Linked DNA regions of Homo sapiens: region 1 is linked to region 2. A link is an interaction called in ENCODE POLR2A ChIA-PET data of the cell type or tissue named here. Cell type or tissue: HepG2. All regions are shown on one strand. Links, peaks and the distances in the headings refer to the core of each region. The heading gives the core; the rest is flanking DNA. Region 1 has its middle 33 kb from the start of EHBP1. Region 2 has its middle 33 kb from the start of TMEM17.

Evidence for each region. Peaks named below come from ENCODE experiments on the same cell type or tissue, not always from the same donor. Only the 100,000 strongest peaks of a DNase experiment are listed, where the experiment ranks them.
Region 1: POLR2A ChIA-PET joins it to region 2 with 6 read pairs; 3 of 35 experiments call an interaction of 5 or more read pairs at or near these places.

The regions. Positions count from the first base shown.
Region 1 is chr2:62,665,107-62,681,110 of GRCh38, forward strand. It overlaps a transcript of EHBP1 not described here. Among named protein-coding and RNA genes, the nearest start is that of EHBP1, 33 kb to the right of the region's middle. RefSeq lists an enhancer at 6,240-6,741. In HepG2, for the core only: no CTCF peak of the experiment used is centred there; a DNase peak (open chromatin) is centred at 7,725.
Region 2 is chr2:62,531,429-62,547,432 of GRCh38, forward strand. It overlaps the pseudogene RPL21P37. Among named protein-coding and RNA genes, the nearest start is that of TMEM17, 33 kb to the left of the region's middle. In HepG2, for the core only: no CTCF peak of the experiment used is centred there; DNase peaks (open chromatin) are centred at 5,913 and 9,033.

The DNA of each region.
Region 1 (16,004 bases), core at 3,443-11,442, 130 kb after region 2:
CATGGGCCAGTGACTGGGTTGACACTGGTTGGTTATGAGGTTTCCATGACCTGTTTTCTGATACAAAAGAAAGAAAGAAAGAAAGAAAGAGAGAGAGAGAGAGAGAGAGAGAGAGAGAGAGAGAGAGAGAGAGAGAGAGAGAGAAAGAAAGAAAGAAAGAAAGAAAGAAAGAAAGAAAGAAAGAAAGAAAGAAAGAAAGAAAGCAAGCTCCCTGAATACAGGGACCTTCCCTGTCATGTTTACCACCTAGAAAAATTTCTGGTGCCTATCACTTAATAAATATTTGGCTAATGAATGAAAAAACAGATAAGTGGAAGAGTAAGGTGAGTTTTTCCTGATACTGAATGTATTCATTTTCAGAATATAAACTTCTGATACTGTGTCCTTCCTACCTTTTTGCTTTTACAATTTATTTATTTTTGTTAACAAAATGATATAAGTCTAAAGAGTTACTAGGAAGATTTTGGGCAAAAAGGAAGTATTAAGCAACCTGATGTCAGTTTCCAAAATTCTTGCACTGGCCTATAAAATTCAAAATTTGGAAATCACTGCCCCATGCATGCTTTTTCTTGCTATTGCCTTGTCTTTCACAATGTACGTTTTCTTCATAACATTTGCCTATGAAGGGGAAATAAAAGGTTAATGCCTATGAACCAAAATGAAAAACATAATTCTAAATCCATATCACTAACATTGAGCATCCACTTTGTGCCAGGCCCTGAGGTATGCACATTCACACGCTGTCCCACAAAAGTCCTGAGAGGCATGTGTTATTACTTCCCTTTTACAGATGAAGTGACAAGTGAGCCAGATTTTGGATGATCCAAGGAAGTTATGGGTGGCGGAGGAGATCCAGGAGAGGTTAATGGAAGATGTGGGACTGAATTGAGTCTTGCTAGTCAAAGATAATTTGGCTGAAGAAGAGGATGGCATTCTGGCAAGAATAAAGATGAGGAGAAGGAATGCGCACCACATAATTTGGAACAGAGTCCAGACTGACCTGAATGGAAAGCAAGCTGCAGATAGGAAGACTGTGTGCACATAGATAATTGGACAAGATCCTCATTTTGCAGGTATTTGGTTGGTGTCTTAGTCCGTTCAGGCTGCTATAAGAGAATACTATTGATTGGGTGGCTTATAAACAATGAAATTGTATTTTTCACAGCTCTGGAGGCTAGGAAGCCCAAGATCAAGGCACCACCAGATTCAGTGTCTGGTTCATAGACAGCTTTGTTGTGTTCTTACATAGCAGAAGGTGGTGAGGGTGCTCTCTGGAGCCTCTGTTATAAGAGCGCTAATCTCATTTATGACAGCTCCAGTGTCATGACCTAATAACCTCCCAAAGGCCTTATCTCTAAATGCCATCACACTGGGCATTAGGATTTAACATATGAATTTTGAGGGGACAAAAACATTTAGTCTATTTGTCTAAAACTTGCTGACAATTTGGCTTCCCATTCAACGAGTCAGTGTCCTTAAAGACATATTTGTCTCTTTGAATTTGTTTACTTGACTGTTTTGGGCTCCAGTGATGCTGCCTGGGAATATTCAGAAGCTGGGTGATTGTGCTCTTAACTGCCAAGCATGTTTTCCTATAAGGAAGATTCTCTTCAGACCTTAGTACACAATCTGAGGGTCTTTAAGCATAATCAGTCAATAGCTCTGTTGCTGAGTGTGCAATGTGTTCTTAGTTTTCTACAAGAGCTCAGAACTTTCCCAAAGGAGCAGAAGCCTAGCCTATTACAAGTTTCAACCCCACTAATGCATGCATAAGCTTAATATAAATATTGTATGAGGCCGGGTGCAGTGGCTCACCCCTGTAATCCCAGCACTAGTACTTTGGGAGGCCAAGGCGGGCAAATCACCTGAGGTCAGGAGATCAAGACGAGACTGGCCAACATGGCAAAACCCTGTCTCTACTAAAAATACAAAAATTAGATGGACATGGCTGCAGGCACCTGTAATCTAACTATTCAGGAGGCTGAGGCACAAGAATCGCTTGAACCCAGGAGGCGGAGGTTGCAGTGAGCTGAGATTGTGCCATTGCACTCCAGCCTGGGCGACAGAGCCAGACTCCATCTCAATAAATAAATAAATAAATATTGTGTGACACTAATCTTACTAGAAAGTCCTATTTTTTTCAATGGTGATAGCCTATGCATTTAAGGATATGCTCACCATATTAACTCTATGTCATCTCACTCATTGAAGAATGAAAAGTTGGTAAACTTGGCAAGATATGTATTTGTAAAGCACCTAGCTCAAAGCCACGTGGTAGGTGTTGAAGCTACAATAGATTCCTATTATTCATGGATTTCATATTTAGGGATTTGCCTACACACTAAAAGTTATTTGTGGGCCAGGCGTGGTGGCTCACGCCTGTAATCCCAGCACTGTGGGAGGCCGAGTAGGGGGTGGATCACGAGGTCAGGAGATCGAGACCATCCAGGCTAAGAAGGTGAAACCCCATCTCTACTAAAAACACACAAAAAATATTAGCTGGGCATGGTGGTGGGCACCTGTAGTCCTAGCTGCTCAGGAGGCTGAGGCAGGAGAATGGTGTGAACCCGGGAGGCGAAGGTTGCAGTGAGCGGAGATCGTGCGCCACTGCACTCCAGCCTGGATGACAGAGCGAGACTCTGTCTCAGAAAAAAAAAAAAAGTTATTTGTAACCCCAAAATGAACACTCATGGTGCTTTCATTGTCATTCATGGACATGCACAGAGCAGTGAAAAATTTTAGTCATCTGACATACACATCCCCAGCTGAGGTTAAACAAGGTGATGCTGTGCATTCTTGTTCCAGCTCTCATACTGTAAACAAGTGTCCTTTTTGCAGTCTATTTAATGCCATGTTTTTCACATTTGTGTTTTTCTTGATAGTTTTGATTCTTTTTTTTTGAAATGGACTCTTGCTCTGTTTCCCAGACTGGAGTGCAGTGGCACAGTCTTGGCTCACTACAACCTCTGCCTCCCAGGTTCAAGTGATTCTCCTGCCTCAGCCTCCCGAGTAGCTGAGATTACAAGTGTGTGCCACCACGCCTGGCTAATTTTTGTATTTTCAGTAGAGATGGGGTTTCACCATGTTGGCCAGGCTGGTTTCGAACTCCTGACCTCAAGTGATCCACCCACCTCGGCCTCCCGAAGTGCTGGGATTACAGGCGTAAGCCACTGAGCCCAGCCGATTTTGCTTTTTAAGATGGACCCCAAGTGTAGTGCTAAAGTGCTATCTAGTGTTCCTAAGCACAAAAATCACCTTACAGAGAAAATATGTGTTAGATAAGCTTTGTTCAGGCATGAGTTACAGTGTTGTTGGCCATGAGTTCAATGTTAATCAACAATATATATTAAAGTAAACAAGGCATCTTTAAACAGAAACACACATAAAACATAATTATGTATTGATTGGTTAACAAAAATGTGACAAGAGGCTTGCAGGAATCTACTCCTCTATATTCCCTAGGGGTGTTGGCTCACTATTTGCTAATCAGTGTTGTCAGTGACTTTATAGAACATAACTATTATGAATAGTAAGAATCTACTGCATTTATTATTATAGTAGTTCAAGAAAGCCAAACTGTGTGATTGCTCCCTAAGCCTAATCTAGAAAGCGTGTTGATGATATTGTAAGGTTATGGCCAGGTGTGGTGGCTCATGCCTATAATCCTAGCACTTTGGGAGGCTGAGGTGGGCAGATCACTTGAGGTCAGGAGTTCGAGACCAGCCTGGCCCACATGGTGAAACCCCGTCTCTACTGAAAATATAAAAATTAGCCAGGCATGGTGGCAGGCACCTGTATTCCCAGCTACTCAGGTGGCTGAGGCAGGAGAATCACTTGAACCTGGGAGGCAGAGGTTGCAGTGAGCCAAGATTGTGCCACTGCACTCCAGCCTGGGTGACAGAGCAAGACTCCATCTCAAAAAAAAAAAAAAAAATTATATCAGGTCCTACCGTCTTTCTTCTGCTTCTGCCTTACCTGTTTCTCAAAGTAATGTCTCTTCACAGTTCCCATTCAATGTAATATTTCTTCAGTTCTTGAGCTAATCTTGACTAGGGCAGAAAGTTAATAATTCCTTGGGCCTACCGTTCGTTAAGCTTGTCATGAAGTCAGAACCTCCAGCCCCACTCTTGTCAGACCTAGAGGCCCACCTCAGTGATGAAGCTGTCAGGCCAGAACTTTCAGGTGTACATCACAGTCCATCATACTGGGGATCTGTGTCCAAAGATGATCCCTGAATGTCCACATCATCATTGAATCTCATTACCTCAGCATTTCCTACAACTGAGCACCCACTGTCTAACCGGTATCAACCTAGTCAAGTTTGTACTCTCACAGGGGAGACAGACCAATAATCAGATGCACTATAATGTGTTCATTCATGTGCAGATGATGCCGTGAGAGTATGAAGGAGCGGTATTAAATCCAGCAGGAAACCTCAGTAAAGGTGGTTTTAGAACATAGTCTGGAAGAATAGGAGTTGGCCAGGCAAAGAAGAGAGTGAAGGGTATATAAAGACGTCTCAGATAAATGGAACAGCATGAACAAAGGCATGGAAGCGTGAAACAACATGGATTATTCTGGAAATCACAAACATGTGAGTATTACTGGTTATAAAATGGAAGGAGATGAGAGATGGGAGATGAGGCTGGCTGGGGAGAAGCCCTGTCATGTGGCACTATTCATCATGCCACTGTCAGGAAGCCAACAAAGCAGGGTAACCCAAGATACATGATTAGATTTGAATTATACAAGGACCATTCTAGTGTGTCTGGAGAATGAGTTCGAGGAATGTCAAACTGGAGATGAGGAGACTGTTTTAAAACTTTTCCACTAGTCCTGGTGGGAGATGTTGAGGTCCTGAGCTACAGCAGCAGAGATACTGTAGAGGAGAAGTTGATTCAAATAATATGAGGTAGTAAAATCAACAGGATTTCGTGATTGTACTAGTCAGGATGAACTGGATTATGCTATGGTAGTAAATGATCCCATCTGAGTGGCTTAACACAAAAGTTTATTTCTTAATCATGCAGCATCTGCTGCAGGTCTAAGCATCTCTCCAAGGCAGCCACCCTCCATGACTGCTATCCAGGCTTCTTTGATTCGGTGATTCTACCACCTCAACATAACATCTCTGCATTCAACACAACAGTAGAAGAGAAAAGTCTCAGATAAAGAGAATCAAGAAAGAGCTTTTCACTGCCTTAGACCAGTAATAATAAATGAATTTCCATTCACATTTCATTGGCCCAAACTAGTCTTATGGCTCTGCCTAACTGGAAGTGGGTCAGGAAGTAGAGTCTCTTGTGTGCCCAGGAAGAAACGAAGAATTGGATATAGGTAGGCACTGGTGATGTCTACCACAGCCCAAGAGCATCGTGGAATAGAGATGGGCTAATCACCAGAGTGATAATGCACATGGTGGATAGAGAGGTACGATGAGACTATGATAACCCTCAGCTCTCTAGCTTCAGTGTCAGTCAGTAAAACAGGGAAGACTGGAGGAGCAGTAGATTTGAGGGGGAAATGATGGGTTTAGGGCACATGAAACATCCTAGAGTAAACGTTATATCCAGAGATGAGAAGCAAAAGTAGAGTGGGGTGGAGGGTAGTTGTCAGGCAAAGCTGAAGGCAGGTACAGGGTTTGAATATTTTAGGAGGGGCAGCAAACAAATCATGGTCATGAGTGGCAGGCAAAGCAGACAAATAATCAGGAGAGGGTGTATGGGAAGAAATGTAGACTGATGCTCAAGCTACTCTCAGCATCAGGTATACATTTGCCTGATGCTGTATTTTAAAATGTGTTGTTGAATGCCTGACCCTGCTCACAACTTTAGCTAGTAATGGGAGCCCTAGTGTTCTGTCTCTCTTCACCTATTCAGCCTGGATCCTGCTCCCATAAACAATCCTTCTGTCTGGAGCCTGGCCACATGTAGGCAACCTGCATTCATCCCTTATCCCCAATCTAATCATACCTTGGAATATCTTCTGCCTTTCACTAGCAAAGACCACACCATAAGACAACTGGCTGCATCCTTTAGACTCTGCTTTAGACCCTTGTCCCAGGTCCAGATTCTCATACAGGAAAGTTCCTCCAAACTCCATCCTGAGCCCCTACACACATGACTGGGCCTGGCCCTCACTCACTAGCCTCCCTGCCAACTCAAGAGAGCTGTGGTCCCAGCTTGTCATGCCGTTAGAAATTCAAGAAGGTCAATAAAAGCAATGGTTTCATGTGTTTTCCCCCCGAAAAACAATGTGTCCTTACTACCAATAAAGGATGAAATTTCTCTTAGACTTACAGAGTGGGAGGTAAATGGCATATAGGAACCACCCTAGAAGCATTAAGGCAGTCAGTGTAGGATTAAGTTTGCTCCCAGCTAGACATGAGGCTCCGTGTCCAGAGTCCGTGGCTGATATTACAGAGGGACCTAGAGTGGGGAAGAAAGAGTTTCCAGGAAACTCATAGTGGCTTTAGGCAGTAGGTCAGAACTGCATCCTCATCCCCACTAGGAGGAAGCTGAAAATCCAAGATCAAGTCTATAGAAAGACTCAATAGGTCCCATCAGGGTCCAGGGAGGTGAAGCAGTGCCATGACCCCAGGAATGCCAAGCGTCATGGTCACACTGACGAACAACACTGTTCCAGGAGTTCTTGTCTGAACAAGAAAGTGTTAAGATAGATAGAGTCCTGCCTCCCCAACCCTTTTTCCGGGAAGATTGGCAGAAGCAAAGCAGCAGGCAAGGAAAACCCTGTTAGGGGCATGGTGCAGGGCAGATCTTCTCCAACGCATGTGAAACTTTGAGACCCAGGCTTGAGGGGATCAGATAGGCAGGCTGGCTGTTCCAGAGGCTGCCTAAGGGCAACCCTACCTGACAGAACCCCTGAAGTCTTTGAGCCTCTCTCTGACCTCTAAGAACAACTTATTCCAAGCTCCCACTATTGTCTGGGTGAGAGTGGCTACACTGGTTCAATGCCAGTGTGCTTGAGAAAAGCAGCCTGCCTGTGACTGGCAGCTCCCTGAAAAAACCGTGACAGGGGCAAGGTGTGGGTAAGAGCTAAGATGAGGCCCTGTGATAACTGCCAAAGCTGACATCTAATTATTTGTTCCAAAAGAGTAACATATCTACAAACCATCCCAAGAGTGTTCAAGTTTATACCATTGCTTAATGCAATTAAAAAAAGGTAACAAATATGAAAACACATTGTATACTATAACACTTTGAATAAATGCAGGGTATCAAGACTCTTTAAAAGTTAGTCATGTAAAAGTAGGCTTTATAGCCCAACATTATGGAGAGGCACTGCGAGAAGTATTTTATGTACATTATTTTATTCAATTTGCCCACAACCATAGGAAGTAGGTACTGTTATTAGCACAGAGTATCCAACCCTAGTCATGCAGCTAATTGGCAGATGGCAGAGCCCATGTTCAAGCCCATATATGTGTTGATCTAAAAAATCCTCTGCAATAAAAAAAATCCTCTGCCATGTACCATGACCATGTACTTTCCCCAAAGACTAAAAACACTGCCGTTCTTTGTTTCAAACATCCAGCTGAGCTGTCTCTTCACTTACTGGCTGCAGAGGTTATTCCTGCATCACCAGCTCTGGCCTCCACTCTCAGCCTAAGAGCAGCCTCTTGGGGGTGTTGAGGAGGGCCTGATTCTAGAGGAGGGCTCTTTCCAGTACTAAGTCCACAGTCCCCTGCTCTGACTGCTTCAAGTGCTGGGGCTTATCTGGCAGCCCTCACATTCCTTCTAAGTTCCCTAGGCAGGACACATTCCTGACTGGGTGGAAGGAAGAATTCCTAGCATTCTTCAGCCACTGTCCTCTTGGAGCTCTGAAACTCAAGTGGGATGAAGGAAAAGAAAAAAGAAAAAACCAACCTTCATTTCTAATGTTTGGAATTAATCTGAATTAAGTCCTGCTCTCCAAGCCATGAGAAGGAAAAAAAGAAAGGGATTCAGGATCACTGAGACATGTACTTGCGGAATCAGGAATTCTCAACTCTTTCTCAGTAGTTTGTAGGGCCTGTGCGGTCTTTGAATTTGACCTTCATGGTTGACAGTTCGGATTGTTTGTCATTATTATAAACGATTGCAACCCTAATTTCAGGCATACTTTGTAAACAGAACAGTCAAGATGCTTGTGTGAACATTTCCTCTCTGCGACAATAACATAATACTTTTATAAATGGATTTATTTATTTATCACTTACATTATCTCATTTGATCTTCACAAGAAATCTATGAGGTTGGTATTGTTATAGTCATGCTTTGCTTATCATTGTGGATAAGTCCTGAGAAATACATCATTAGGCCATTTGTCATTTTATAAACATCATAGAGGGTACTCACACAAACCTACTACCCACCTTGGCTATGTGGTATAGTCCATGGCTACACACCTATGCAGCATGTTTGTATACTGAATACTGTAGGCAAATGTAATACAATGGCAAATATTTGTGTATCTAAACATAGAAGAGATACAGTGAAAATACAGTATTATAATCTTATGGGATCACTGTATTATGCAGTCCATGACTGACCAAAATGTTGCTATCAGTGCATGACTATATTTTCATTTTTCAGAGGATAAATGTGAGCTGACAATTGAGGTGATTTGCCTGCTGTCAAACAGGTGGCAAGGCAGAGGTGGTCTGTGACCAGGTCTTCTGACTTCCCTCCACCATGTATCACTGAAGGCCTCCCATTATGTCATCACAGATACTCCAGGGTGTTAACTGGGAGGCTCCCCAGTTTGTGGGTAACATCTGACTCTCCCTCCCCAAAGAGAGACTCCAGCGAGAGACTGGGGATTTGGAGGTCCAAGTCATGGCAGAACTGGGTTGCTTGCTAGGACACAAGGTTAGCATGCCCCTGTAGCAGCAATGTGAGAATCAGAAAAGGTGACTGTGCATCTCAAGAAGCCGAATCAAAAAGCCAAGCCAACCACCTAACCAGTGATTTTCAAGGTATGAACTGGTAGGCCACAAGCATCCTCCTAATGTTCTAGAAGCATCCCCAAATATGTCTTTTCTTTGGATCTTACTAGCAAATGGTCCTTGATAACCTAGATTTTCATGTGTGTGTATGTGTGTGTGTGTAAAAGCTACTTAATAACTGCTGAGTTGTTAATGGTAGTATTTCATATTCATAAATAAAAATTTAGCACGTAACTAGAGTTTACTGGGGGCTTACCTGAGCATTCACCTGGCTGCTAGGCAATACTTGGCAATATTTGAAGAGCTCCCACTAAAAACATGCATGAGCAGATTGTTGAAATATCCTCAATTTTGGGGAAGTTTGCTTTATATTAGCATCAGTGCTGTATCGAGTTGGTTGTGCTTTTTGGTGGTTTCTATTCCTGCTTTTTAATTATAAATTACATTTCATTTACCTTCATCACCCTCTATGTTGTTTGAAGTGGGTTGTTTGGTTAACCCTACAGTAGGATAGTGATGCCTGTATAAGTTGACACAATTTATGACCTATAAGTTTTCTATGATAAAACTTTAAACCAAATGTGGATTGTAGTGCACATAGGAATCATCTAAACCAATATTGCTAAAGCAGATATTCACATAATCCTCACAAAGTGTGTTTGTGCAGCAACAGTTTATTGTTATCAGAGAATTTTTTGAGAAAAAAGCAGGAAGGGCTGGAGTATATGAGTCTTAGAGCTTTTCTTTAATTTTTATTTTTAGAGACAGGGTCTCGCTATGTTTTCCAGGCTGATGTTAAATTCCTGGCCTCAAATGATTCTCCTGTCTCGGTCTCCCAAAGCACTGGGATGCCAGGTGTGAGCCACCATACCCAGCCAAGTCTTAAGAGCCTTCTGCTGACCTAGGTTAACCTTGGTCAAAAAAGTTTGAGAATTAGTGGTCAGAGAGGGAGAACTTGAGTTCATTTCAGTGAGATTTCAGTGGGATGGAGAGAACTAGAGAGAACAGAAGAGAGTGAACATTTGAAGGAAATCTGGGAGGCAGAAACTGGAGAGATTTCTGGTGCTGAAGAAATGATGCCCACAGTCTCTTTTCAGATAACTGTGGCCTCAGGCATGCTTAGAAAGGAGCCATTAAAAGTGAGCATGTCTCCAGAGTAGCCTGTAGGGTAGTCTGTGCCCTGTGAAAAAGTGTCCCTCCAGATAAGGGTTAAAGCCCAGCTGTCCTTCACTGACCATGAACCCTAGTGCCAGGGAAGAGGAACCTGTTTGTAATTCATCTGCCTCTACAGAATGCATTTTACTAAGTGACTTTAAAGTGTCTATATGTGCAAGTCATGGCCCTTGAGGTACTCTAGAAAGTCCTAGAGTACTGCTTTTTTGTGAATATACTGAAGGTGACAACCTCCTGCTCCCAACCACAGAAAATGGCTGAATATGCAAAGGATAATGAAAAGGCATTGAAATAGTCTTGAAACTTTGAGGAGAGCCAAATAGTGTGTTTCCATTTTTGGCAAAGTTAGAACATGGGGAAAAAAGGAAGCCTAGGGACAAAATAAGGCCTTTCTTCTGTTTCTTGAAATACTCCCAAGAAAAAAATTTTCAATGCTGCAAAAAAAGGCCACATAGAAGGAAGAACCCATGGAGAGGTATCTTCCTGTCCTGGGAGTCTTTGAGTTTGAATTCATGCAGAAGGAAATTGTCTGGTTATTATTATTGTTGTTATTATTTTGAGATGGGTCCTGACGGGAGTGCTGTGGTGCAATCTTGGTTTACTGCAGCCTCCACCTCCTGGCCTCAAGCGGTCCTCCCACTTAAGCTTCCCAAGTATCTGGAACCACAGGTGCGTACCACCATGGCCCACAAGTTTTTTTTTATTTTTTGGTAGAGAAGGGGTTTCACCATATTGCCCAGGCTGGGCTTGAACTCTTGAGCTCAAGTAGCCGGCCAGCCTTGGCCTCCCAAAGTGCTGGGATTACAGGCGTGAGCCACTGCACCCGACCTCGTGGTTATTAAGAATTAAAAGTTTCTTAATTAAGCAAGCCAAAATAGAGCTGCCCTCTTCAAAAAGCATGGTTATGAATCTATCCTTAATTAAGCAGGCCAAAATAGAGCTGCCCTCTTCAAAAAGCATGGTTATGAATACTTTCTTATAAGCATTACACCGTAGTTAATCATTGTGCATGTCCCATTTCATGAAGTGATAATTGTCTTAAAGTAAACCTTAATGACTAGTAAGATATCACTGAAGATACAGATGTAAAATATTTCATTTGGCTTTTAAAAGTTACTCATTTAAGTTTCTTGCCTAGTAACTGCTGAGGGAGATGAATTGACATTGTGCTTTATTTCACAAACACATTTTTGCTGACTGAATTGTCATATTCCTTTCAGAATTTACATTTAAAAAATGGCCAGTGATGGTCACCTAATTTGATTCACTCTGGGGGACTGTTTATTTGGTGTGAATAAAGCCACGGGTTAGCCTGTGTCTTTGACACACCAGCCATGATCCTGCGGGACTGTGTAGCTGGGAAATTCCCACATGGGGGTTGTCAAATTGTATAAGCTTCATTATTTTCGTTTTCTAGGGATTTATCAAGCCACAAAAGACCAAGCCATTGTTTTGCTGGAAAAGCAGGCAGAAACCATATTCCTTTTTTTTTTTAAAGGGCCTTCGCCGGTCAGTGGAATTTAAATTCCCAAGGGCTATAGCCAAGTGCCATAACTTGCTTCCTTAAGTTATGGATGAGCAAGTCTACAGCAATCGTTGTTTTTCTCAGTTCTTAACATGAGCATAAGGGGATAAAGATCTCTAATACAGAAGCCTTTGAAGGATAGCCAGGTGTGATGCATCATGCCTATAATGCCAGCACTTTGGGAGGCCAAGGCAGGAGCCCAGGAGTTCAAGACTAACCTGGGCAGCATAGTGAAACCTTGTCTCTACAAAAAATTTAAAACTTAGCTGGGCATGGTGGCACATTCTCGCAGTCCCAGATACTCGCAGTGGTCGGGGAGGGACAGGTAGAGCTGGGGGGCAAGGGGAAAGAGAAAGATCACTTGAACTGGGGAGGTTGAGGCTACACTGAGCTGTGATTGTGCCACTGCACTCTAGCCAGGTTGACAGAGCAAGCCTGTCTCAAAACAAACAAACAAAAAACCTTTGACGAATAAAGCCAAAACAGTAGATGAATACAGCATTTCAAAGACCCAGGTGAAGTAAGAAAATGGAAATACAGTAAAAGTAATATTCATTGCCATTTCCCCCCCAAGCATGTTGGTTTTAAATTTTTTTAATTTTAATTTTTAGTTTTTGTGGGTATACAACAGGTGTAAATATGTGTGGGTTACATGAGATATTTTGATACAGGAATGCAGTGCATAATAATCACGTTGGGTAAATGTGTCCACCGCCTCAAGCATTTATCCTTTGTGTTACAAACAATCCAATTATACTCTTCTAGTTATTTTTAAATGTACAGTTATTTTTTACTATAGTCACACTGTTATGTTAACAAATACTAGATCTTATTCATTCTTTCTATTTTTTTGTACCCATTAACCATCCCCACTTCCCCCCACCTACCCCACTACCCGTTGCAGCCTCTGGTAACCATCCTTATACTATCTATGAGTTTAATTATTTTAATTTTTACCTCCCACAAATAAGTGAGAACATGCAAAGTTTGTGTTTCTGTTCCTGGCTTATTTCATTTAACATAATGACCTCCAGTTCCAACCATGTTGTTGCAAATAACAGGATCTCATTCTTTCTTTTGGCTGAATAGTACTCCACTGTGATTAACTACCACATTTTCTTTATTCATCTGTTGATGGACACTTAGGTTGCTTCCAAATCTTGGCTATTGTGAACACTGCTGCAATAAAGTTGGGAGTACAGATAACTCTTTGATATACTAATTTCCTTCCTTTGGGGTATATACCTAGCAGTGGGATTCCTGGATCATATAGTAGCTCTATTTAAGTTTTTTTGAGGAACCTCCAAATGTTGTCCACAGTGGTTGTACTCATTTATGTTCCCACCAACAGCGTACCCGTTCCCTTTTCTCCACATCCTCACCAGCATTTGTTATTGCCTGACTTTTGGATAAAAGCCATTTTAACTGGTGTAAGATTATGATATCTCACTGCAGTTTTGATTTTCATTTCTCTGATGATCAATGATGTTGAAAATTTTTTCATATACCTGTTTGCAATTTGTATATCTTCTTTTGAGAAATGTCTATTCAAATATTTTGTCCATTTTTGATAGGATTATTAGACTTTTTCCTATAGAGTTGTCTGAGTTCTTTATATATTCTGGTTATTAATCCCTTGTCAGATGAGTAGTTTGCAAATCTTTTCTCTCATTCTGTGGGTTGTTTCTTCACTTTGTTAATGTTTCCTTTGCTGTGCAGAAGCTTTTTACAGGTTGTGTTTTATTTCCCCTTTTGATTTATAACCTAGGGCCAGCATTAGAGAATAATAACAGTAATTAGTACTTTAGAGTTTATAAACTGTATTCATATACATTAGCTTATTTGAGTTCCAAAATAGCTGTTATTATTCAACTCATTTTTTTTCAGGATCTGGTCTTTATTATTAAAAGTTATAATTTTAAAAATTTCTCAACATCATTAATACATGGTCAAAAGAAAAATTCAGAAAATCCACAAAAGTTAAAACAGAAATAAATATCCCTGTACCCAAATATCTATTGACCTTTGTCCTACCTTTTATATATTTAGTGCTCTACATTTTTATTACATGTATATTTACTAAAAACAAATACTTTGTCTTTTTTATAACCCATTTCTTACTCAGAATTTTTTCATATCCTTAATTATTATTTTAAATTATTTTAAAGCCATGTTAATTTTAATTTATTTTGTTTTATTTTTAACTACTCTTACTATCATTCCCAAATATTAAAGTAATTTTAATACAGAGAACCCTGAGTCTTAGAGAGGCCAAATGACTCACTCAAGGCAGCTCAGCTAGTGAGATACGGCCTGGACTCCAAGCCCCAAAAACTTGGACTCTATAGCCTATGCTTTGTATTTTATCAGCATAATCTAAAACAAATAGTGTCTTTTTTAAATTTGACCTCCCACAACAATTTAAACTGGTTTATTGATCCCCAAATAATGGAAAATTGACTAAACTTTAACATCAATATCACACCTATAGTCAGTTCAGGAATCCAGAAATCTCTTGGATAGTTCTGCTATTTTTATAACTCACATAAATACCATAAGCTTGACAATACCATAGCCTCTCCAGAAAGCCAAGAGGACATTAACCTAAAATCCGGTCGATTAGTTTTTCCTTATCCCCTGCAAATATGACATCACTGGTATGTGTACCTGATTAATTTTAGCACTTTTTTGTTCCTGTAATAGTCAGTTTAGCATTTATATTTTCTTTTAGATTATTTTTGTTTGCCACCTATCTTTTATCTCTCCCTACCCCCATAATTGGCTCTCCTAATATTCCAGTTTCTTGTTCTAAGGTCCTAGTAGGCATCTAGTACCCGAAGCAAGGATCTTAGAAAATTTCATGCCTCTTTACTATTGGGGAAAAAATAGTTGCAAATTTCTCAACGGTAATAAAAGACTTAAGACAGACTCTTAGTATAAAGTCTAAAAGTTGGCAAAAAACATTTTTAAAAAAATAAAATGGCATTGGCTATTAGTCTAGACAAAGATTTGGATCATTTAATTAAGTAACCACTTGACTTCAAGGTTAAATCCCAAACCATCACCAACAAGGTGTGTTGTGCCAAGTGTTTAGAGGCCTGGAGGAAAACCACAGCTAAGCTGAGTCTTGGGCTATATTTTGGGCTTGGCAGACCTAAGGTGAAAGGGCAAGACATGCTTCATCTGAGCGTTTATCTAGAGCGTACTTAGCATGTTAATCCCCAACTCTTCCATTCAAATTCAGGTAAAGAAACTTAAGGAAACTTTTCTCCCAAATGTGAGGGATTTGTCCTTCCCTTATAATTGTTTATCAATCCAGGAAGAAGAACCTAAAAGGAAAACATTATCCAACCTCATGTCTTCTACATGAACGCTTTCACTGAGTTAAGGGGAGATCACCATATAGGAAAGGAAAGTTCTATTTTTAGCTGGAGAGCTACTCCTATACAAAGACTGGCTGGAACAACATGTCTCCCATTTGAATGCAGAGTTCCTCCCCTCTCATTTTCAGTGCCCCTTGGCTTCATCCTCATCCCTCACACTGTTCTACCCTCCCCTGTTCCTCAAGTTATTGAATCTAAAGATAAGTGAATTACCAGAGGCAAAGGAGAAAGTGAGTAGGAGTCCTACAGGTAATGAGTTTTAATTTTCTTTTTAATCATTACTCACTGTCAGCTTATGACTTAAAACTTATCTTGCCCTTTCTTGCAATGTTTGATAAATTGAACTTCTGATTCCCATCAGCAGATTGAAGGGGGGAGGGGGGAAAAGGGAAGGTGGGCACTTAAAAATTATTGTTGCATTGCAGTGTTTGCTCATTTCAAAATCAGTTTTGCATAAAACAGGAGGGAGGAGAATAAAGCCTTGGAATCTAATGAGATCACTGGACTCTAATAGTCAGAAATATGGGTTCTTCTAGGAGTGAAGAGAACTCCCTTTAAGAGAGCTACTCAAGCAGTAGTGCTGTCTAGAGGGAATATGAGGCTATTTAGTGACAAAGGACAGTAGCTATACAGAAAACAAGACAGCAATCTGAGAGTCAAGATTCGTGGGATATAAGTCCTATCTCTACTACCAACTCGTTAGAACCTAACTTTGGAGGAGTCATTGAGCATCATCTGCAAAGTGAAGAAAATAACATGTTGCCCTGCTTTCCTTCCAGCATGGTAGCTTTCCTACCCTATCATACTGGGAGGAAAGGAGAGTAATCTTACATGTATTCATTTTTTGAATATCAAACAAGATAGGAATGAAAATACTTTATAAATATACAAAAAATGGCCGGGCGTGATGGCTCATGCCTGTAATCCCTGCACTTTGGGAGGCTGAGGCAGGTGGATCACCTGAGGTCAGGAGTTT
Region 2 (16,004 bases), core at 4,672-12,671:
TACAGCTCCTGAAGCCCCAATGGGCGTGTGTTACACGGTGCTCTTTTAGTTTAGCCTTCCATAGGCTGCTTGTGTTAGCTCAATTAAACCCCTGCCTTATCACAAGGGCAGAGGGCTTTCTGTATCCTGGGGTTCTTGGGTTGGTGTACCAGAAGAATTGGATCACACATAGGCTCAGAGAATGAGTGCAAGATTTTATTGAGTTGAAGTAGCTCTCAGCAGATGGGGGAGCCAGAAGGGAGATGGTTTTCCCCTGGAGCTCAGCAGCCTGGGCTCTCCTCAGACTGCCCCAGCCAAACTCCGTGTCATTCTGCAGGGGTGGTCTGTGGCCTGCTGCAGTGGTTGGTGGCCTGCCGGCGTGCTGGTACTTGTCGGTGCATTCCTCTCGACGTCCAGCTGCCCATGTGTTCTTCTGCTGATGCACTCCTCTTGATGTCCAGCTGCCTGGATGTCTGCCTGCTAGGGTCTGGGGTTTTTATAGGCACAGGATGGGAGCGTGGCAGGCCAGGGTGGTCTTGGGAAATGCAACATTTGGGCAGGAAAACAAAAATGCCTGTCCTCACCTAGGTCCATGGGCAGAGGCCATGGGGTAAAGCCCTAGCCAGGGATCACGCACTCCTCCCTTCCATATCATTTAAAGGGACCACACTTCCTTTCCCAGCATTTCCTTTCATGTATCACAGTAATGCTTTGGAATTAACCACCTGCTCATCTTGAAAATAAGTAAGTAACCACTTTATTGTTTCAGTGGAAGGCATGTCCCTTCTTCAGACTCAATCTAATCTACCTGGAATCCATCCTTTCCTGCCTTTTCCAGGAAATCGTTATTGTTCCTCACTCTCCCCTACCTTCAACCTCTTTCTCTGTCCACTGGTGTTTATGAGCCTAAATGGTCAGAAAAGGCTCAAGCCTCTCCCACTTTTACACACACACACATACACACACACACCTCATTCAACCAGCTATCTCTTTATCTTTCTTTTACCTCTTAAAACCAAGCTTCCTAAAAGTGTTTCCCATAGTCACTCACTGTCTTTATATCTCTTTTCCCACTAAACACTCAACTCACTGTAACCTAGTTTTTGCTACTTCATTCTTTTTTTTTTTTTTTACAGCCCAGAGGTCCTTTATTTTCCTTTTTAACACCTATTATGCCATGAATTCCTAGGGAATAGATTCCAGCAGCTCAGGCTCCTTCCCATTGGTTCTCACAAAGTGTGCTTCTCTGGGTGGAGCAGGCTGGTGCTTTAGTTGAACCCAGGTACCTTTCTCTTTGGCTTCTTTCTTTTTCTGATCATTTTCCTTCATGCGTTTCAGGAAGCTATCTCAGCTCTTAGAGTGCTTAATATACTCAATACGTACATTAATTCTCTTGGCAAGAATCTTGCCCTTAATTTGTTTGTTTACAACAATGCCAACAGCATGCTGGGTAACATTGTAGACTCTTCCAGTTTTGCCATGGTAACACTTGTGGGGCATTCCTTTTTGAACAGTACCCATTCCCTTGATGTCTACAATATCACCTTTCTTATAGATTCGCATATACGTGGCCAAAGAACAACTCCATGTTTTCTAAAAGGCCTAGAGAACATATATTGGGTGCCTCTCCTCTTTCCCTTTGTGTTTGTCATTTTGGCAAATTACTGGAAGATGGCGGTTCTGGCCGAAAGGTACTTCATTCTTTTACAGTCCTTTTCTCCAAGTCATAAACTACCTTTATTTGCTACATCTGATGCCTACTTCTTTATACTTTCTTTTACTTTTCAGTAACATTTGACACTATCAGTCATTCCCTCCCTTCCTTTCTCTCTCTTTTTTTTTGAGACAGGGGGTCTCACTCTGTCACCCAGGCTGGAGTGCAGTGGTACGATGTCAACCTCTGCTTCCTGGGCTCAAGTGATCCTCCCACCTCAGCCTCAGCCCCCAAGTAGCTGGGACTACAGGTGTGCACCATCATGCACGGCTAACTTTTGTATTTTTAATAGAGACAGGGTCTCACGATGTTGCCCAGGCTGGTCTAGAACTCCTGAACTCAAGCAATCCGCCTTGACCTCCCAAAATGCTGGGATTACAGGCTTGAGCAACCATTCCCAGCTTCTTTCTCTTTTTTTCCTCCCTTCCTCCTTCTCACCTATCGGGGAACCTGCCCCGATAGTCACATAGGTTCTTTTCTCTTTTCCCTAAGCGTCGGCCGGTTTGATAAATAAAGGGACAGAGTACAAAAGAGAGAAATTTTAAAGCTGGGTGTCTTGGGGAGACATCACATGTCGGTAGGTTCCGTGATGCCCTCCAAGCCACAAAACCAGCAAGTTTTTATTAGGGATTTTCAAAAGGGGAGGGAGTGTGCGAATAGATGTGGGTCACAGACATCAAGTACTTTACAAGGTAATAGAATATCACAAGGCAAGTGGAGGCAGGGTGAGATTACAGGACCACAGGACCAGGGCGAAATTAAAATTGCTAATGAAGTTTCGGGCACCATTGTCATTGATAACATCTTATCAGGAAACAGGATTTTGAGAGCAACCAGTCTGACCAAAATTATTAGGCGGGAATTTCCTCTTCCTAATAAGCCTGGGAGCGCTATGGGAGACTGGGGTCTATTTCACCCCTACAACCTCCACCATAAAAGACGGCCACGCCCAAGGGAGCCAGTTTAGAGACCCACCCCCAGGCGTGTATTCTCTTTCCCAGGGATGTTCCATGCTGAGAAAAAGAATTCAGTGATATTTCTCCCATTTGCCTTTGAAAGAAGAGAAATATGGCTCTGTTCCACCCGGCTCACCGGCGGTCAGAGTTTAAGGTTATCTCTCTTATTCCCTGAACAATTGCTATTATCCTGTTCTTTTTTCAAGGTGCCCAGATTTCATACTGCTCAAACATACATGCTGTACAATTTGTGCATTAATGCAATTATTACAGGGTCCTGAGGTGACATACATCCTCCTCAGCTGACAGGATTAGGAGATTAAAGTAAAGACAGGCATAGGAAATCACAAGGGTATTGATTGGGGAAGTCATAAGTGTCCATGAAATCTGTACAATTTATGTTTAGAGATTGCAGTAAAGACAGGCATAAGAAATTATAAAAGTATTAATTTGAGGAACTAATAAATGTCCATGAAATCTTCACAATCTACGTTCTTCTGCCATGGCTTCAACTGGTCCCTCCATTTGGGGTCCCTGTCTTCCCGCAACACTCACCCACCCTCCCTCTTTTCCCCCCTTCTTTCTCTCTTTTTAAGTATCTTTTACTGGCTGAATAACAATTCCTTTCTTTTTCTTTCTCTCGCCCTCACTTTCATCTACTCCCACTTTCTCTCTCCCTTCCTTCCTTTTTTCCCCCTCTTTCTCTCTTTAAGTATCATTTACTGGCTGAGTAACAATTTCTTTCTTTTTCAGAAGAAAACCCTAAACATACATTTACAGGGGATATTGTAAAGGGTCAATAACAGTAAAGTCGCATTGCTTCCCACACATAAAATAAATGTTGATCATCCTTGGATGCTCCTCCAGACTTTTCCTGTGAAGTTCCTCACTCCCATCTGAGTTTCTTCCCCTGCTAACAAATTTCCTGCCGAACTGGCTGCCACTCCCAATTCTCTTCCCCAGTCTTAGGAAAAGGACATGTGTCACCCAGGCTTCAGGGAGAACTTGCCTTCAACTCTGAGGAGAAGGAATGTATTGCCACTAGCTTTTAAGTCCACTTGTTAAAAGAACTGTGAAATCAATCTAGACTTATCCTTTGCATTGAAGTTTATGGCTGGGCTGAGACTAAAGGGGCCATGAGTGACACTGGAAGATCTTCAGACATTGGAGGCTTGCAGAGCAAGCTGTGGGACAGGGAAGGCCACGTGGCAGCAGGGAAAGGATTTGAATGGGGGGCTCCTTGGACAAATTTGGGGCCAGAAGCTAGAGCAAAGGATGGTTGGGGGTAAAAGGGAGGCTGCCAGCACAGGGCATGGGCAACTTACTGGGGTGATGCCTCTCCATGCCTCAGGAAATGGGGTATCCCACGTCAGGGTGTGTCTGGAGTTGGTTCCTTCTGGTGGGTTCTTGGTCTCGCTGACTTCAAGAATGGAGCTGCGGACTTTTGTGATGAGTGTTACAGCTCTTGAAGATGTCACGGACCCAGAGAGTTAGCACCAGCAAGATTTATTGTGAAGAGCTAAAGAACAAAGCTTCCACACCATGGAAGGGAACCCAAGTGGGTTGCTGCTGCTGGCTGGGGTGGCCAGGTTTTATTCTTTTATTTGTCCCCGCCCACATCCTGCTGATTGGTCCATTTTACAGAGTGCAGATTGGTCCATTTTACAGAGTGCTGATTGGTCCATTTTACAGAGCACTGATTGGTCCATTTTACAAACCTCTAGCTAGCCACAGAACACTGACTGGTGCATTTTACAATCCTAGCTACAGAGTGCTGATTGGTGCATTTTATAATCCTCTTGTAAGACAGAAAAGTTCTCCAAGTCCCCACCCGACCCAGAAGTCCAGCTGGCTTCACCTCTCAAAGGGGGGTCACAGAGGCCATCCCCAGTTTCCCAGAGCCAGGGCAGGGCTGTAAAGGATAAGGGATTCTCATGGACCCAAAGGCTGATGGAGCTGGGAGGAAGCCCAGCTGCCTCAGCTGCCCTGGGGTCTCTGCCAAAGACCCCCACTCCGTGGTCTCAGATGTTGCTGCTGTTGCTGCCACCATCAGGCAGTCACATCCCCGGGGATGTCCACCACAGGATCCACCGTCCCCACACTGGTGGGGGCTGTGGATGCTTGAGAGGCTCCTCGGCTGCAAGATCCGGGAACTGAGTCTGGCTCCAGTGCTGCTCGAGGACAGAGGCCCACCCTGGCTGCTGCTGGGATAGATTCACCTACTCTTTCTTGAAACTTCCTCCTCCCTGGCTTTCCATGTTGCAAACTTTCTTTGTTCTTCTACCTCTCTTGTCGTTTCTGTCTCCTTGACTCTTCTTCTGCCTGTGCCAGAAATGTTGTTGTTCCTCATGGTTCCTCATAGACCCCTTTCTTCTATTACTGGAAAATTTCATCTACTTCTGTGTTGTCAGCTCCCATTAGGAAGAAAACGTAAGTTTATAGTTCTACCCCAAATCTCTTCTCCTGAAAGTCTAACTTGGATCTTTACTTTGAAGTCCTACAGACACTTACTTTAGTTTGGATTCCCCTACCCTCAAGTAGAGCCTAGGACTATGGCTTACCTGAATGAAGTTTTTCTGGGAAGGTAATTCCAGGAAGCAGGAGTGAGGGAGCAGGAATAGTGACATATGGAAGGAGAAAAGCCAGTAAAGGGTACATTGCTGAGCTGATAATCACTGTGGGCATAGACTGGTTATCATCATCCATGTCACTTAGAATTGTTTCTCTGGAGGCTGGGGGGCTGGGGCGTTGTTCACCAATTCCCGGCACCCATTGGTTGAGGACTGCCACCAGGAAATGGTAGCTGAGGCACATTTGAGCTATACTTTTGCCAGGTTGAGGGATTTCCCAATTCTGGAGAAAGCTGTGAGGAGAAAAGCAAAAGTGATGGTGTCAGAGTGCAGGGACATGTTCCCCACAGCTGCACTGGCATCAGAGGTGAGCCAACAGGGTAGAAAGCAGGGCACAAAGTGCATTGCTATACAACATTCCAAAACAGAACCAGCTCCCCAGCATCTGGTTCTCTTTTTGTCACTCTATCTCAAGGGCTGGCACGTCCCCTCAAAACCCTTCAGTGGCCCTCCTTTGTACTTAGAATGGCCAGCTTCTGACTATGGCCTTCTGATAGTTGCAGGAGGCAGATAAGGGTAGGGATTGGTCAGTTAGCGGGGGAAGGTTGTCCCCGGACAATCTCTGACCCACCCCACAAGTGTTTACATCAGATGCTTTTGTGCAGATAAGGGAACCTGTCCAGAGTTTTGTCTGTGCATGCCCGCAACAGACTGGTGACCCACCTGCACACTGAGAGACTGGGGTGGAGCCACAGGAATTTCGCACCTTGTGCAGCGGGGAGGAGCCTGGCCGCTTCAGCTCATGTGTGGTGGCCTGGTATTCAATCAGTGAGGTGGGAGACAGTTAGCATACTCCCTTCTTTTTTCACTGAGAGCTTTCTTTTAATAAATTTCCCTCTCCTCACCTTTCAGTTTATCTGCGTTCCTAATATTTCCTGGTCGTGTTACAAGAACCTGGTTTTAGCTGAACTAAGCAGCAAAAAATACTGTATCACTTCTACCCCCGCTTACCTCACCATCCTCATCTCTCAACATTCCCCACCCCACTGTCTCCATTCCAGCCTTGCTGATCATTCAGTTCTGTGGGTACATTGTGCTTTCTCTCATATCTAGGTTTTTACACACGTTGTCCCTCATCCTGGAACATTCTCTCTCCAGCCCTCTTTTCCCTTAATTCTTATTTGCCACCTGTTTTCAGATTAGCTGCAACTTCTTGATGATCGTCCATATCTAGATTAGGTGCCCCTCTGTCTCTTCCTATACCATCTTACGCTTTCCTGTCAGAACACTTGCATGATATTATAACAGCCTGTTCACTTGTCTGGAGCCCTCTCTAGACTATGAACCCTGTGAGGAAAAGATCTGTCTGCATCCTGTTCACCATTTCATGCCCAATGCTTACCGTAGAGTCCTAGACATAGCTGACCCTCAGTAAATGATTGAATCAATATCTCGAGTGTTAATAGAGCATTAATTCTAACTGTGTGGCGGGGTCTCCCAACACGTCTCAGAAAACTTAAGCATTCAGCTGCGTCTTGAAGAGATGTAAAAGCGCTGAGGCTGGATTGTTCAGGATACGATAAAGTTTGGTCGCCTAGAACACACAGTACTCAGTAGAGCATGGCAAAGATGAGACTGGTCTCTCACTTTATGGCCAGATTGCAAAGGGCCTTGAATGATCTTGGATTTTATGGAGTAGACAGCGGTAGAACCATTGAGGAAGTTTTAAGAAGACAGTACTTAGTCATTTGGGTTGTAGAAAGATAGCTGGGTGTGGTGGCTCATACCTGTAATCTGAGCACTTTGGGAGGCCAAGGCAGGCAAGATCACTTGAGCTCAGGAGTTCAAGACCAGCCTGGGCAATATGGAAAAACCTTGTCACTGCAAAAAATAAGAAAAAAAAACTTTAGCTGGGTGTGGTGGTGCATGCCTGTAGTCCCAGCTACTCAGTGGGCTGAGGTGGGAGGATGGCTTGAGCCCAGGAAGTCGAGGCTGCAGTGACCTGAGATTGCACCACTGCACTCCAGCCTGGGTGACAAAGTGAGACCCTGTCTCAAAAAAAAAAAAAAAAAAAAAAAAAAAAAAAAAGGATAACTCAAGGCAACAGGTTAATGGCCATAGAAAAACAGAGGTAAGAAATTCAGTTAGGTCACAATTATAGTAGATAACAAGATCTGGAAAGCAGTAGCAGTGGGAATAAGGAAGAGGACTGGATTTGAGACCTTTTAGAGGTAGATTAGATAAGGACTCAGTGACTGTTTGGAGACAAAGGGTGAAAAAAGAAGCAGTATATACTGACTTTGCATTTGGATGCTTGGGAAGATGGTGATGTCACTAACAGCTGGTGAATATAGTTCAGTTTTAGATAAAAGTGAGTTTAAAGCGCCTGGGTAATGAGAAAAGTTGAGAAAGAAACTGAAAGTTTGAGTCTGCAGCTGAGGATTGGAGGTTGTAGTAGGCTGAATAATGGCCCCCAAACATACCCAGATTCTAATCCCTGGGACCTGTGGATGTTACCTTACATGGCAAAAGAAACTTTACACATGTGATTAAGTTAGGGAATTTTTTTTTTTTTTGAGATGGGAGTGCAGTGGTGCAAACACAGCTCAATGCAGCCTCAACTTCCTGAGCTCAAGCAATCCTCCTGCCTCAGCCTCCTGAGTAGCTTGGACTACAGGCGTGCACCACCACGCCTGGCTAATTTTTTATTTTTTGTAGAGACAGGGTCTCATTATGTTGTCCAGGCTGGTCTCAAACTCCTGAGCTCAAGCAATTCTCCCACCTAGGCCTCCCAAGGTGCTGGCATTACAGGGATGAGCTACCACACCCAGCCAAGTAAGGCATCTTGAGATAGGGAGATGATCCTGGAGATCCAGGTAGACCCTAAATATAGTCTCGAGTGTCCTCATAAAAGAGAGACAGAGGGAGATTTGACTACAGCAGAGGGAGTAATAGATGTAACAGTGGAAGCAAGAGGAAGGAATGATGTGAGAAGGAATCACAATCCAAGGAAAGCAATAATCTCCCAGAAGCTGGAAGAGGCAGAGAAGGGATTCTCTTCTAGAGCCTCCAGGAGAAACCAGCCCTGCTGATACATTGACTTTAGCCTGTTGGAACTGACTTCAGACTTCTGGCCTTTAGAACTATAAGATAGTACATGGTATTTTTTAACCACCAGATTTGTGATAAAGTTGTTTCAGCAGCTATAGAAAACACACAGAGGTATAGGTCAGGGACTAATTGGTAAGGAGCACCAAAGTAGTGGGAATGAGTAAAACTGTCTAGAGGGAGAGGGCCTGTAGAATGAGAAGAGGGGAGGACCAAGGAAGAAACCCTTGAAATTGACTTTTAAGCCTCAGGCAGCAGCAGAGGGACTTCCATGTCTGGCAGTATGACAGACTACATACCTTGAATGATAGCTCACTGAAAACAACTACAAATAATTAACAAAGTATTTTTTAATCTTTTGAAGTGCATGTTTATGCTGGCAGAAGTAAGGAATACTCAGAGGTCAAGTATTATATGCAAGTGGAAACCCAGGAGAGTTTTCCACAGGAGAGGTTTCCATAGGAGAGGTTTCCATAGGAGAGGTTTCCACAGGAGAAGTTTCCACTTGGAGAGGTTTCTTGGGTTTCCACTTGCATCTAATACTTGACCTCTGAGTATTCCTTACTCCTGAGTATAAGCAGAAACCTGGAGAGGTTTTTGCCTTGAGAGTATCTGCCAAATTCACATGAGTGAATAAGTGAATACAGTGGTCAACGTGTACACAGAGTGAGTCTAACTGTAGTCCCTTCCACCTCTGCTTAGAGCTGGGTCCACAAAAGATTACACTGTTTGTGTAAGGATGGGTTACAAATTAACTTACTGCCTTTCCCCAAGCCCCAGAGTATTGTAAGGAAAATTGCCTGCCTTGAGACTTGACTTTAAATGGAGGGAGAAAAAAACATCTCCCCTGAGAACTCATAACATAGCCAGCACTCACACAGTCTTGCAGCTCAAATTCACACTGTTCTTTAGAGTCCAAAAAATTCAAGTCAAGAATTAAGTTCACAGTAAACCTTAATTTGTAGTTTCCAGGCAACTGACAGAAACAAATGCAAACCTATTCTAGAAGTACCCATCTTCAACACAGGCCTCGATGGCTTCTCATCAATAAATTCTAAAAAAAATACAAGCTCATGGTCAAAATCACAAAATGCAAAAGGAAATAATTGCTCTAGTCAGTTTTGTGTTGCTATAACAGAATACCTGAAACTGGATGATTTAGAAAGAAAAGAAGTTTATTTGGCTGACGATTCTGGTGGCTGGAAAGTCCAGGTTTGAACATCTATATCTGGCAAGGGCCTCAGGCTGTTTCCACTATGGCAGACAGCAGAAGGGGAGGGGATACCTGCAAAGAGATCCCACGGCAAGAGAAGAAGCCAGACATTAACAACCTGGTCTCTCCGAAATAATTCATTCTCACAAAAGCAAAAATTCACCCCAGCAGGAGGGCATTAATCTATGAATGAAGAATCCACCCCCATAATCCTTTAATGAGGACCCAAACACCTCCCACTAGGCTCCCACTCCCAACACTGCCACATTGGGAATGAAATTTCAACATGAGTTTTGGCAGGGACAAACCAAACCATAGCAATAATGTAGCATGAGCAAAGGCCAGCATAAACATGAATAACAGAATCAGACTGCAAAGCTTTAGCTATTGAAATTACTAAACACAGAACATAAAATAAGCCTATTAAATATATTAAAAGAAATAAGAGAAAAAAATGAAAATATGCATAAAACATGACCAGAAGATTTGAAGAAGACCTGAAAGAACTACTAGAAGTTTAACAGGTAATATTTCAAATTAAAAATACAATAGACAGGTTTAACAGCAGAATAATCACAACTGGAGAATAGATTCAGATGGATAGATCCAAGAAAATTTCCAGAATGTAGCCCTAAGAGACAGAAAATATGAATGAAAGGTTATAAAACATGAAGACAGTCTTGTGAAAAATATAACAATTATCTAATTGGAGTTCCAGACAGACAGGAGAGAAGGAGAAGGGCAAAGGTAATAACTGAAGAGGTAATGGCTGAGGATTTTTTAGAAATGACAAACCACAGTTTTTAAAAGCCCAACAATCCCAATAAGGATAAATAAAAGGACATTCACACTTAGACATCATGTAGTTGAACTACAGAATACCATAAACAAAGAAAAAAAGTTGAAAAGCAGCCAGAGAAAGATAAGACAGATTAGCGTACTTTCAACAGGGCAATTAGACTTCTTAACAGTTACAGAAGCCAGAAAAAGTTTAACATTTTCAATGTGTTGAAAGAAAATTACTGTCAACCAGAATTTGAATATTATCTTTCAAAAACAATGACAAAGTCAGACACCTTCAAAGAAACAAAAACAGAGTTTGCCATCAATAGACCCTCACTAAAGGAAATTCTAAAGGCTGCTATTTAGGCAGGAAGAAAGGGAACAAGGAAGGTCAGAGATGAATAAAAGAATGAGGAGCAAGGAGAGTGCTGAATATGTGCTTAATTGTAAATAAATATTGGCTACAAAGATCAATAATTTTTTAAAAAAATATCTTTTTAAAAAATAATATCTTAAGGGGCTGAAAAAACAAGATAGAAATGAAATACACAGCTGTCAATAGCATGTAACTGGGAGGGGAGGATCAGAATTAAAGTGTTTATTGTGTGGTAGGATGGTAAAGATATTAAGTTTCCAAGTTAAAATTTCTAGCATAACTACCAAGAATGTATAACTTTTTAACTATAAAGGGAAAAAGTGGAAAGAGAAGAATAATACAAAGTAGATGAGAATAGAGGAAAAAACAAAATATTGAAGGTTCAAGATACATAAAAAGCACAATATAAGATGGTGAAAATAAATCCAAATGTATCAATAAGTAAAATAGACTACTCAATTTATAAGCAAAGACTGACTGGTAGTATATATTGTGTTTTAAAGAATGCAGGTATATTCTCTTAAGTCACATTTAAAACATAAGGATTCAAAAATGTTAAGAATAAGAGCGTGAAAAAAAATTGTATCACGCAGACACTAACCAAGAGGATGTTGGTGTTGCTATATTAGTATCAGACAAAATAACCCTTAAGGCAAAAACCTTCACGAAAGATAAAGAGAACATTTCATAAAGAGTTTCATAAATAAAAAAGGTTCAGGCCGGGCGTGGTGGCTCATGCCTGTAATCCGCGCACTTTGGGAAGCCAAGGCGGGTGGATCACCTGAGGCCAGGAGTTGGAGATCAGCCTGGCCAACGTGGTGAAACCCTGTCTCTACTAAAAATGCAAAAGATAGCCAGGCATGGTGGTGTGCCACTGTAATCCCAGCTACTCGAGAGGCTGAGGTGGGAGAATTGCTTGAACCCAGGAGGTGGAAGGTTCAGTGAGCAGAGATTCCGCCCCTGCACTCCAGCCTGGGTGACAGAGCGAGACCTTGTCTCAAAAAAATAATAAAAATAATAAAAATAATAAGAAAAAAAATAAAAAAATAAAAAAGGTTCGGTCTTCCAAGAAGATGTAAGAATTCTAAGCTGTTAAATACCTAGATAAAGTTGACCAAATCAGTAAGGAGAAAGATTAGAACAACATAATTAACAAGCCGGTGCTAATTAAGTACAGTACATAGAACACTGCACCTAACAGCTACACAATATAGATTCTTTTCAACCAACATGGAGTATTTTTGAAAACTGACCACATTGCTAGGTTAGAATACAAATCTCAACAATTTAAAATTGGAATCATACAGACCACAGTTTCTGAACCTAATGCAATTAAATTAGAAATCAATAACAAAGGGATAACTAGGAAAGTCCATATTTGAGAAATTAAGATATCCTCTTCTAAATAACATGTGGGCAAAAGAAGGAATTATGATGGAAATTAGAAAATACAATGTGTGAACACAAAGACCCTATAATAAAAATGTATTTAATGTAGATAAAGTAAGATCTAGAGAGAAATTACAGCCTTATATGCTTTTATTAGAAGAGATGAAAGACTAACAATAAGTTAAGAAGTTAGAAAAATAATAATGAAATAAAAATAAGTAAGAGAGTAGAAATAATAAAGATAGTAGAAATTAATAATATGGAAAATAAAAATACAACAGAAAGGATTCACAAGGCCAAAAATTATTTCTTTGGAAAGCCTTTTATAGGTAAATATTAGAACAAAAGAGAGGTTATAATTACAGTTGATGGACACATTAAATGGTTAATTAGGAGGATAATGTACGGCAGGGCTATAAGTTGGAGAACTTAGGAAAATGGATAAATTCATAGAAAAAATAGAATTTACTAAAACTTCCTCAAGAGGAAACAGAAAATAATATTCCAAAACATAGTCAAGAAAATGAATTGGTTTAAAATTGACCCACAAAGTAAATACCAAAACCAGGTAGTTTTTTGTTTTCTTTAAAAATTTTTTTAATTATAGAAATTTTAATCATGCACAAAAGTAGAGAAAATTGTAAAATGAACTATGTACCCACCATTCAGCTTCAATGATTGTCAGCACTTGCCTTTCCTTTTTATTCAATCTCCACCCTCATTTTAAAAAAATTGTTTGCTTTGAAATAATTTTAATGTTACAGAAAAGTTCAATAAATAGTACCAAGCATTCACATATATCATTCATCCAGTTTCCCCTGTTGTTAACGCTTTACATACCTATAGTACAATTAATCATACAGATTTTGATTCTCTCCTAATTGATCCATGGATTTAATGAAGAAGCAAGCATATATACAATTTTACTTATATGAAGTTAACAAAAAAAGTCTTATTTTATTTTATTTTATTTTTTTAATGAGACAAGGTCTCACTATGTTGCCCAGGCTGGTCTCAAACTCCTGGGTTCAGGTGATTCTCCTGCCTCAACCTCCCAATAGCTGGAATTATAGGCATGCCCCACGATGCCCAGCAATGTTGTTTTTTTAAAAAAGAACACAAATATATGTGGTAAAAAAAGAAAAATAAGGAACATTTTAATTTCCTTTTATTTGTCTCAGAGATAAATCCATTTATCTCTGAGTGTGAAGGGCTAGGGCTGGGATCAGGAAGGGGCTTACAGAGAACTTAGAAATGTTTATTTTCCTAAACTAGATAGTTCTTGCTATACCTCTCTTGTGCTGGACATTCTGGGCCTCTGCCCTGGGCCCCAGGCTTTGGAGTGCCTTCCTTGGAATGTTCTAAGTCTCTCTCCGGTGCATGAGATCAGCTGGGGAGTGCAGATCAGTCCTGCACCTGAGCCCAAACCTGATCTCACCTGGGTCCCAGTCCTCAGAAGCGCTTTTCTCAAAAGTTGGTGAGTACTCCAGTGACTAGGACCATTGTGGACTGGGCGTGCTATCTGGGCAATGTACCCAATACTCAGAACGGGACTCATGGTCCTGGACCTCCATTTCTCCCCAGGGCACATTTCTCCTTTGGGGCATTCTCCGACTCTCCACCAACCCACCTCTTCACCACCACGAGGTCAACCAGATGCCCAGAGGAGCTTTGAGACTCTCCCCTATGAGATGGTTCCTGGGTTCTGGAGGGTGGCCTGGTGAGTAGATCACTCCCACTGGCCAGTGAGATATTTCTTTTGCAGGATTGCTGAGCCACCAGAAAGGTGAAGACACGCTGATTTGGAGTGATTCTCATTCGTGCTGGACTAAAGACAAAGTTAGGCCTTTGGAGTACCCATGTTCACGGGTGTTCCCACTGCAGGGTCACTTCCAGCAAACAGCACCCGAGGTCAGCAGGGATGGCAGTGGGCATCCTGTACCCTATGCACATCCCACCCATCACTGGCACCCAGGATGGTCCGCAGGCTCTAGGCCACATGTCAGACCATCCCCATGGGTGGCCTTGCCTGACTTCTTGAGGGATTTAGAGGCTGTTGCTCCTCAGTGCCAATGGGCCTTTCCTATCAATAACATCATGGTCTCTCAGGTCTATCTTAAGCCTTTCGGGACAAGGATCTGACCTTTTTGTGCAAATGGGACCGATTTTTGGTCTCTGCCCTGGCCCCTGACTTATCCTCCCTGCTGGTGGTGGGGTTTGGAAGGCAGAGGTGTGGTCAAGATAGAAAGAGATCACATTGTAGGAATGCAGGAATCACAGAAAATGAGAGATTCAATTGGAAGATATTTTCTAAGTTTTCGCCATACATTTCCTATCAGTAAATTTAACATGATTGGAAAACAAATTACAGTTCACATTTTCCTGTATGTGAACTGTAGCCCAGAACAATCTTTGAGTGTTTGGCAGCCCTGCAGCATAATGTGTGAGACAGAGTCATGAGTAATGATATCATCGGTATTAAATAAATTATAATCAGGGAATTTCAGAGGTAAGAAGATCTACATTGTTTAAATACAAGCAGGTTTAAAGAGCCATGACATTGTGAGAATTAAGAGCAGTGCAACTTTTTTTCTGATGTGAAAGATATGAAATTAACCAGGAACAGTTCTTTCAATAAGGAACTTGAAGAGATGGTTCCTGAATCTGAGTAAGAAGAGATGGTGCCTGGACTCTAGGAAGAATCTTCATCTGTGCTGATTGAACAATAAACAAAGAATGTCTTTTCTATTAATTACTTTAAATCTTCATGCATAAATCACCATTCCTCACATTGGCCCATAAATTTTGTAGGGCAATTTTAAAATCAAATTGTTCATGTAGACAGGGACCTCACAAAAAAATATTTACTTGTGGCCCCACACACCCTAGGGGCAGCAGTGGATACTTGGATGTTTTTGCATTCTTCATTCATTATCTGTATCTTAGAAATGTTGTTTTATATCTACTCAATATTTAATAAAAACTTCTTTCTAAAATAAGAGACACAAGTAGAGGAAGTGGAGCTAGCAAAGAAGGCACAGAATGAGTAGTTAGAGAGATCAGAAGGGAACTGTGGTACCTAGAGGAATATAATAAATGTTTCTAAATTAATAATGGATTCATGAACCAGGAGAAAGTTGAGAGAAGTTTTGGGCAAGAGATGTGGCCATATTTGTAACTCAATTTGTCAAAGCATGTCATATTGGTTATGCACAATATGAAATCTGAACTCATTTAGAAAATCCTGCCCCCTTGGACCCAAAGCATCTAACACCATCTATAATACCAATCCAAGGTGTTATATTCCAAACTATAATGTTCTATAATCTGTTTTAAAAGTGAATTTCTGTGTAAAATAAAGAGCTTATTAAATGTAGGGTAATGAAGAAGTCTAGGGGGACCCTGTTCCATAACATCTCCATCATTTAGGAACTATATACATTTGCATTTACCTTTATGGCTTTTCTTTTGAAATTTTTGTCCTAATTTAAGTGACATCATTAAAACAAAAAAATGATGTCTATATAATATTGCTTCCTTTACTTAGCTATTTCACTTTTGTGGTTGACTGTTAAATTGTCTGCTTATGGATATACTTAATGAATAATTCTGATTATTTTCTCTCTTCAGTAGATTACTAACCCTACTCATCTTTTCTTAAAATGCAAAGAATGCTTAAATGAATGATTTCCTTCATTTACTCCTTGTTATTAGTTCAGGATTTGTTTTTAAGCTTTGCCAAAGGTTGTTTCCACTACAAAGTCCTGGTCTCTCCTATATGAGGGGACCCTCAATACCACTATAATCTTTTTGCATGCTCAATAATCTCCTCCTTCATTATCTTCAGTGGCTGTTTCAAACTTCAAGCTCTCTTCCCCATTAAGTCATTCCTTTCTCCCCTTTACTCACAGTAAAT